Regions from separate parts of the Homo sapiens genome. Here region 1 is linked to region 2. A link is a loop called in an ENCODE intact Hi-C map of the cell type or tissue named here. Cell type or tissue: B cell. All regions are shown on one strand. Each heading gives the region's core, and the rest is flanking DNA. Links, peaks and the distances in the headings are about the cores only. Region 1 overlaps RAD23B (RAD23 nucleotide excision repair protein B). Region 2 has its middle 43 kb from the start of RAD23B.

Region 1 (4,401 bases), core at 189-4,188, 60 kb before region 2:
AGGAGTTTGAAACCAGCATGGCCAACATAGCAAGACCCTGTTTATGAAAAAAAAAAATTCAAAATTAGCCAGGCATTGTGGCACATGCCTATGGTCCTAGCTACTTGGGAGGCTGAGGCAGGAGGATCACCTGAGCTCAGGAGTTCAAGGATACAGCGAGTATAATCACACCACTGCACTCCAGCTTGGGTGACAGAGCAAGACCCTCTCTCAAACAAATAAAACTAAAAAGCATAAGCATTTGACTAAAAGATGTCAAACTTATATAGTGTATATAGAATGACAATCAATTTTTACAAATGTATTGATTATATAAAAGACTTACTGGGCAAGGAAATATGAAAGAGGCCCTGAAAAGGAGGAGATCATGAAGATAAAGAAAATTCAATACTCCGATTGCACAGGGGTCCTCTGGAAAATAACCTATATTCTTTTATGATATGAAGAAAGGGAGAGAAACAAATTTCCTGCTCCCCAAAATACTGATATCTGATAAATCAGAAATGTTCTAACACTATCAAAGCAAGATACTAAAAGTACTTCAGAAAACGACATGATACACAAGAAAGGGCAAGATGCTACAGAACTTAGAAATGCACGAAGTACACAAAACTGTGGTCGTGCTGAAGGTCACTATTAGGTAGCTAGGACTCTCTAGTGTTTCTTGCTACATGAATTTAGTTTTCCACCTTTAAAAAGCTATTGAATCAAAAGCTGCTAACATTAAGTCAGAAAGGAATATGGATAGGAATGAGAAAACAGGCCAAAACAAGAAACTGGAAATTTGAATTTTATGTCCGCTTCTTTAGGCTTCTGAATTCTGACCTATAAAAATAATGGGACTGAATCACCAGGTTAGCATTTCCTCCAGGCTGTCTCACTTTAGGAAACACTATTCAGAAAAAGAGAAGAATCCATGGGTGATCAAACACCCACCTTACTAACATCTACAATGAAAGCATTTTCTCTAAAAATTTGGATATCAAATGTATTTTTAATATACATTTTCCTGGTTATTAGTGAGGCTAGTCAAATGTATAATTCCTACTCTTATCCTTTGTTGCTTTATTGGTCATCCTTTCCTTACTGATTTCTAAGAATTCTTTACATAATCTGAATATTAATTTTTTTTCTTCCTGTAGGTGTCTGTGTGATGTGTTTTTTCTGTACTCTTCAGTTAGTTTTGGTTAAAATAATTTTACAGGAATGATTCCAAGCATACTAATAATAACACAATCAGTATAAATGGTTTCAATTCAATTTAAAAAAAAAAGCTCCGTTTGATTAAAAAAACAAAAGCCAGTTACACGATGCTTACAAAAGATAAAACAAAACTAATACCATTTGATGGAAAAATACACAGGGCAAATGTGAATAAAGAGAAGATTGAATATTAATATTAGATTCAAATGACTGCTCTTTCACTGCTTTTATTTGTACAATCATTTTTCTGACAATTTGAATATACTACAATATATAAGATAACATTTCTAAAACTAAAAGAATATCAAGACATGGCATGTTAATTTTAATATTTAATTCATACCTGCATAAATTAATTTTTGACCTGCTACTGGAAAGGCATCTTTCCCCTTTTCAGATTCAATCTTCTCTTTCAGTGCTTTCACCTATAGGAAAAATAAAGATTTGTTTTGGAAAAAGTCTAAATAAAAAATGACAATCCAGAATCTGAATAAATAATGGAAGACAAAAATTATATACATAATTATTAATGTTTCCAAAACCTCAAATATTATGTTTTTCCAATTTATATCAAAAAAGATTCAACATTAACTCATATTACTAGTTATGATAGCCATAAACTTTAACACCATCTGATACACACAGATTTTTAAAAATTTACTAGTTGAACTGATAATTTAAAATAAAGTTTTCAACATCAAAGTTTTGGTTTATATACTGTTCATGGGTTTATTTCCCACGGAGCAAGAAAGTAAAGCTTGATCACCTAAAAAATCTAAGAAATAAAACAGTCTCATCAACAATAAGAATACTTCAATGTTAAAGGTTAAATTGTGAATGTTAAAAGGCAAATGATTCATTTTAAGTGTTATGTTTCATTACAATCACCAGGGGGACTTTACAAACACCAATTAAAACATAATCTCTGAGAGTGGGACCTTGACATCAGTATTTTTAAAAAGTTTTACAGGTGTTTCCAAAGTTCAGCCCAGGCTGAAAACCTCCAGACAACTTCAATGCTCTTAAACAAGCAGCTTAGCTTCTCTCAGCATCAGCTTCATTCATCTGTAAGAGGAGCTGGAATCCATGACCTTTATAGTCTCTTCATTTCCTAAAATTGTGTGACAATTAGGCTCATTATACAGTATTTACAAAAATGAGTCTAATGAACTTCTTAACTTGTTAAGTAGGGAGGTACAGGAGTAAAAAAGGCAGAGATGGCTTTCCCATTTGCCTTTATAGAACTACTTTCATTACTTTAAAGGCACAAAAACCAAGGAGAAAAATTCAATACTTCTTGAAAATTATCTAAGTTGACAGTTCTCTTGAGTTTTAGACAGAAAGGGATACAAATAAAGGTTTCTTTTGTACAATTAAAAAGTGATGGTGTGTACTTCAAAGATAAAAAAAGCTTATTTAGCTTCAGATGTTAACATACAATTTCACACAATCCTCAAAACTCTGGGACAAAAGGAAATGTCACCCACTCAATTTTATAGATGAGGAGACGGAAATAAAGAGGTTACCACCCCTTATGACTCCAAGCAGAGTATTTTGCAAATACCATATAAACCTTCCTTGCTGCACTGATCTTCCTGAAATGGGTCAGTAGCATCACTGCTATTCTGATGTTCCCCAAAGTAGAAATCCATCACAAAAATCTCAATCCACTATTTTCCACTGTTCCCCATTTCAAAGGTAAAACACAAGTAAAATTTTTTTAAAGCCAAACATCAGATTTGCAAAAAAAAAAGTAAAACAGTGTCAGTCTTTTCAGTGCTTTGGTGTTACTGTTGTTTTGGCAGATAGTTATTTTTTGCAAAAAAAGTAAGTATAATATTTATTATAATAAGTTTATATTTATTTTTAAATGAACATTAATAAAGTTTGTTTTAATTTCTAATGTGGTAAACATTAATAAATGTAAGTACATTGGGTCAGGCGCAGTGGCTGATGCCTGTAATCCCAGCACTTTGGGAGGCTGCAGTGGGAGGATCACCTGAGGCCAGGAGTTCGAGGTCAGCCTGGCTAACATGGTAAAACCCTGTCTCTACTAAAAATGCAAAAAAAAAAAAAAAAAAAAAAAAAAAATTAGCCAAGCATGGCGGTAAATGCCTGTAATCCCAGCTACTTGGGAGGACGAGGTACAAGAATCATTTGAAAAGTGGAGGTTGCAGTGGGCCAAGATCATACCACTGCACTCCAGCCTGGGTGACAGAGTGAGAATCTGCCTTAAAAAATAAATAAATAAAATAAAACGTAAGCATATCGACAAAAGTTATTTTGGAGCCCTCAATAACTTATTTAAATGTAAACAAGTCTTGAAACCAAGTCATTTGAAGACTGCTATCCTACATGCTAAGAGACTTGCCAAGTCAACCAACTGATGGCAGAGCATGGGTGGAGCACTCAGTGGTGTATGGTAAATTTCTTCTCAAACTTTGTTTGTAGAGGGACAAAAGGATACAATATTTGCAAGTGTGATTATTTAGGAAAACTACAAATAAATTACAGACCAAGTGTATCTCTATGCATAAACCCAGTTCTCAGAACAATACATAGTGGCTTGGCATGGAGTGGGTGCTCCATTATCCTGTGCTGGATGAATAAATGAACAGAGCATAGACATATGTGAAGAAAAAAAGACACATATGAAGCAACAAATAAAAGAAAATAAACATGCAGGAATATCTCATTCTTGACAGGTTACAATGAAGTATAAGACAGACTTAAATATTTCATATTTCAAAACGCTTAAATAAGTAACGGGACTCTCTAGCTTTATATCAAAAATGAGGGAGGACCAAAGGAAAAAAAAGCCCCATAAATTAAGAAAAGCTGGACCAAAAAAAAAAAAAAGGCCCTTTAGTAATTTACTACTAAATAACTTTTGCTTCAAAGAAATCAAAATTGATTAAAAAATATTAAGGCTGGGCACAGTGGTTCACGCCTGTAATCCCATACTTTGGGAGGCCAAGGCAGACGGATCACCTAAGGTTGGATTCGAGACCAGCCTGGCCAACATGGTGAAACCCCATCTCTACTAAAAATACAAAAATTAGCCGGGCATGGTGGCTGGCACCTGTAATCCCAGCTACTTCGGAGGCTGAGGCAGGAGAACTGCTTGAATCCCAGGAGGCAGAGGTTGCAGTGAGCCAAGATCATACCATTGCACTCCAGCCTGGATGACAAGAGCAA
Region 2 (4,401 bases), core at 247-4,246:
TTCCTTCCTTTTCTTTCTTTCTCTTTCTTTCCTTCTTTCTTTTTCTTTCTTTCCTTTCTTTCTTTTCTTTTCTTTTCTTTCTTTCCCTTCCTTCCTTCCCTCCCTCCCTCTCTCCCTCCTTCTCTCCCTCCCTCTCTCTCTCTTTCTCTCTCTCTCTCTTCCTTCCTTTCTTTCTCTTTCTTTTCTTTTCTTTTCCTTTCTTTTCTTTCCCCACCTCCTGGTTCAAGTGATTCTCCTGGCTCAATCTCCTGAGTAGCTGGGATTACAAGTGTGTATCACCATGCCCAGCTAATTTTTTAATATTTTTAGCAGAGACGGGGTTTCACCGTGTTGGCCAGGCTAGTCTCAAACTCCTGACCTCAAATGATACCCCTGTCTCAGCCTCCCAAAGTGCAGGATTACAGGTGTGAGCCACTGTGCCTGGCCTCACCTGGCCTTTTGATAGTTCTTTTTGTGCCCTAACCCACGTGTCCTAGTAAACACCTATGTAGCCTTTGGCTCATAGCTGAATTTCCACTTCTTCTGAGAAGCATTCCTTGACTTGGAGTCCTAGTCAGGTACCAGAGTTAGAAGCTTTCATAGCACTCCAGCCCTTAGCTTTGTAAAACTGATCGCAGTTTGTAACTATGTGCCTATCTATGATTATTTGATTATGGGCTACTTCCTTCCTTCAGGGGGCAGTGACTCCTGTGGGAGCTGGGGCTGTATCTGCTTGTGCTCCCTGTGTTTTTGTCGTTTTTATTTTTTTGTAGTAAATAGTAGGCCTTGGGCCTTTAAAAAATATGTAGTTATAAAACATTTCAAAGATTTAGAAAAATATCCAGAAGAGTATAATAAATGCCTGTGTACTTACCAGTCAGTTTTAACAAATACCAACATTTTGCTAGAATTGCTTCAAAAATTTTTTTAAGAACAAAAACATTGGTTTTTAATTAAAAGCATTGTAAATTCCTCTCAATCCCACAGCGCTCCTTTCCTCTCTGCAGAAAAACACTTCTCATGAAGGTGTTGTGTATCACTCTTCTACACAAACAAGCCATAAGTTACATGCCACGGTCCATCTACATACATAGCCAGGAAAGATAATACTCAGCTTTGCCAGCATACATGGGTAGCTAAAACTCATCTATGAGTTGCTAAAACAGAAAACTTTAAAAAATGGAGTTGCTGGAAGTGAGCAAAGTACCCTTATTCATGAGAATCTATGAATGGCATGCTCCTTAGAAAGAGAGCTGATGCTCTGTTTGGTTCAGACTTTTCCAATATCTGATGTAAGCCAGTCATTTTCTACTGTCTCTTTAAAATCTTTTATGGTTTACTTAAAGTTGTCTATGTTCTGACATTAGCTTGAATGTTAGACATTTCAAGCTCCATTAATATAACCTGACAAAGAGAGAGTGTTGAATACTCGTGCAGAGTATGAAGAGCTGGGGTGAAATCTTTCTTTTTCTTTTTTTTTTTTTTTGAGAGGGAGTTTCTCTCTTGTTGCCCAGGCTGGAGTGCAGTGGTGCAATCTCTTCTCACTGCAACCTCTGCCTCCAGGGTTCAAGCGATTCTCGTGCCTCAGCCTCCCAAGTATCTAGGATTACAGGCACCTACAAACATGCCTGGCTAATTTTTGTATTTTTAGTACAGATGGGGTTTCACCATGTTGACTAGGCTGGTCTCAAACTCCTGACATCAGGTGATCCACCCACCTCCCCCTCACAAAGTGCTGGGATTACAGGCATGAGCCACCGTGCCCAGCCAGGGGTGAAATCTTTATTAACTCAATGATCTAGAGCAGTGAGCTCCTCTGGGCAGCATCATGGGCATCACTGGGGAACTTGTTAGAAATGCAAATCCCCAAGGCCTGCTGGAGACCTACTGCATGAGAATCTCGGGGTGGGGCCCAGCAATCTGTGTTTTCACAAACCCTCCAGATGATATTTGGGGCACATTAAAGATTGAGAACAACTGATCTAGGGCAAGGACCTTAAGCTCTTTAAGCCTCAGTTTACTTATCTGTAAAATAGGAATGATAGCAATATTTTTTATGACACAGCGTCTTTGCGAGGATTAAATATTAATTAACATTTATTGAATACTTAGTGCTAGACACTGTTCTTAGCATTTCCCATCTCTTAGCTCACTTGAGCCTTAACTCCTTAAATTAACTCATCACAAATAAAAGGAGATTAGAAAAGTACCTGGCATATAGCAAGCACTCTAACTTTTAGTATTATGTTATTATTGTTACCTTTTTGAGCTGAAAAGATTAAATGAGAGGATGTACTTAGCAAGGCATCTAATACATAGCATGTACTTAACAAGTATTAACTATTTGCGTGTAAAAGTATTTGTCTAATGAGTACAAAATATTCACGTGGGTCCTTATGGGAAGTATGGCCTAGTCCAAAAACAACAACAACAAAAACTGATAGAGAAACTCCCAATGGGACAAAAAGCCACCATAGAAAAAAGTTTTATAGATCACATTTCAATATTTCTTTTTCTGATTTGTCATAAGCTAGGAAGCCAAAGAGACCTCTTTGAACTAAGTGGGAGGGCCGAGAAGGTAATTACACTCCAATTAAGCTGGTAATAGCTGCCCTCTATTGGAGAGATCAAAAGCCAGAGAATCACTGCTTATGAGGAATTTTGAAGACAGGCTGCTCTTTGTGATGAGCAACTGGAAGTTTTGACCCTACAAAGTAGCTCAGAGAGAGGGAATTAGCTGCCTGCTGGTGTCCAAGAGAAAGACAAGAAAGGTGCAGGCGGAGGCAGAACAGTTAAAAGTTTGTCAGAGAAGTGCTAATGTGCATTTGGGCATTTGTATTTGTTTTAAAATTTTGCTCTGAATTGTGCCTTCTAAAATAAAAAGTCTCTAGTAATTACTCTGCAGTTTTATATAAAGAATTTCTATCTCTTGGGAAAGGATTTTTTGCATAGAAAATCAGGCTCTACCTTGTCTGCTATGAATGGGAAACCAAGCAGTTGAAGTCTTTCCTATTTTCACTCTCTTCCCCAGCTAAACTGACCACTCCCTCTTGTGACCCCAAAACACTGCTGGCTTCTCCTGTTATGGCACCTAGTACACTCTGAAGTGATTATTGTTTTTCTTGACATAGACCAGCACTGTCCAATAGAAACATAATGCGAGCCACTTATGTGATTGGAAGTTCCCTGGTAGACACTTTACAAAAGTAAACAGAACAGATGAAATTCATTTTAATAATATATTTTATTTAAATCGACATCTCCTAAATGTTATCACTTTAATATGTAGTCATTACACAAATATTAATGAGATATTTTACAGTCTGTTTTGCTACTAATTCTTTGAAATCCTCTGTGCATTTGACATTTACAGCACAGCACAATTTAGATCAATCACATTTCAAATGCTCAGTAGCCACATGTGGTTAATGGCTTCTGTATTTGATAGTGCTGGACTACAGCATGAACATCTCAAAGGCAACTGTAATGTATCTTTGTCCCTACAGTGCTTTGTGCAATGCCTAGGGCATAAACGCTGTTCCATAAGTAAATGTGGTAGACAGAATTCTAAGATGGCCTCCAACCACCCTTGCCCTTGTGTAATCTCCTCCTCTTTGAGTGTAGGTGGAAGATAGGAATCTGATGAGGTATCAGTCTCTTAATTGTGATGTTTATGGCAATTGGGAGGTTGTCTTGGGTGGCCTGCACCAATCAGGTGAGTCCTTTAAGAGCAGAGCATTTTCTCTGACTGGTAGCAGAGGAAGAAATCAGAGAGAAATGTAATTGCTGGCCTGGAAGAAAGCATACAGCTATGTAGCGAATTGCTGATGGAGAGGAGCAGCCTCTAGGAACTGAGAGAGATCCCCAGCCAACAGCTCTTAAGAAAACAGAACCTTAGTCCTACAACCACGCAGAACTGAATTCTAGCAACTATGAGCTTGTAGGAGGGTCTTGCATCCCAGGGGAACCACAGCACAACTTACACTTTGATTTCAGCCATGTGGTGCCCAGATTTCAGACCTACAGAACTGTGAGCTAATACATGGGGTGTTGTTTAAAGGCATTAAATTTGTTACACAGCAATAGAAAACTAATATAGCAAATAAATGTTTCAATTGAGCAACGATCATCTAGATGACGACGATTTCTCTAAACCTTAAGCACAGTCCCTGAGAGGAAACAGTAACCACTGAACATGAGACTTCAGAGTCAAACCAGTATCCTGATGGCGACATAATTATCTTAACCATGCCAGGGTAACAGCAATCTGTGATGTTTGAGTCATTCTCTCTTTCCCCGTGCCATTTGAATCAGACAGAAAGGCTAAGTGAGGAGTGAAAAAAATGACAAAGTATTTGGAAGTAAGTTTGGGATACTCATCTTGTAAAGGAATGATTATTGATTAAACAGAGGCAAATGTGA

Evidence for each region. A loop is a pair of places that touch in the nucleus more often than their neighbours do. Peaks named below come from ENCODE experiments on the same cell type or tissue, not always from the same donor. Only the 100,000 strongest peaks of a DNase experiment are listed, where the experiment ranks them.
Region 1: a loop joins it to region 2, with 11 times the contacts of the local background. A loop is called at or near these places in 18 of 110 quality-filtered maps.

Annotation. Positions count from the first base shown.
Region 1 is chr9:107,297,368-107,301,768 of GRCh38, reverse strand. It overlaps RAD23B (RAD23 nucleotide excision repair protein B), which reads right to left. Exons shown (of 10, transcript NM_002874.5): 2 at 1,547-1,628. Among named protein-coding and RNA genes, the nearest start is that of RAD23B, 16 kb to the right of the region's middle. In B cell, for the core only: CTCF peaks have their summits at 1,866 and 2,066; a DNase peak (open chromatin) is centred at 2,188; H3K27ac peaks cover 442 bases.
Region 2 is chr9:107,237,881-107,242,281 of GRCh38, reverse strand. No RefSeq gene overlaps it. Among named protein-coding and RNA genes, the nearest start is that of RAD23B, 43 kb to the left of the region's middle. In B cell, for the core only: a CTCF peak has its summit at 2,596 (motif pointing left); a DNase peak (open chromatin) is centred at 2,591.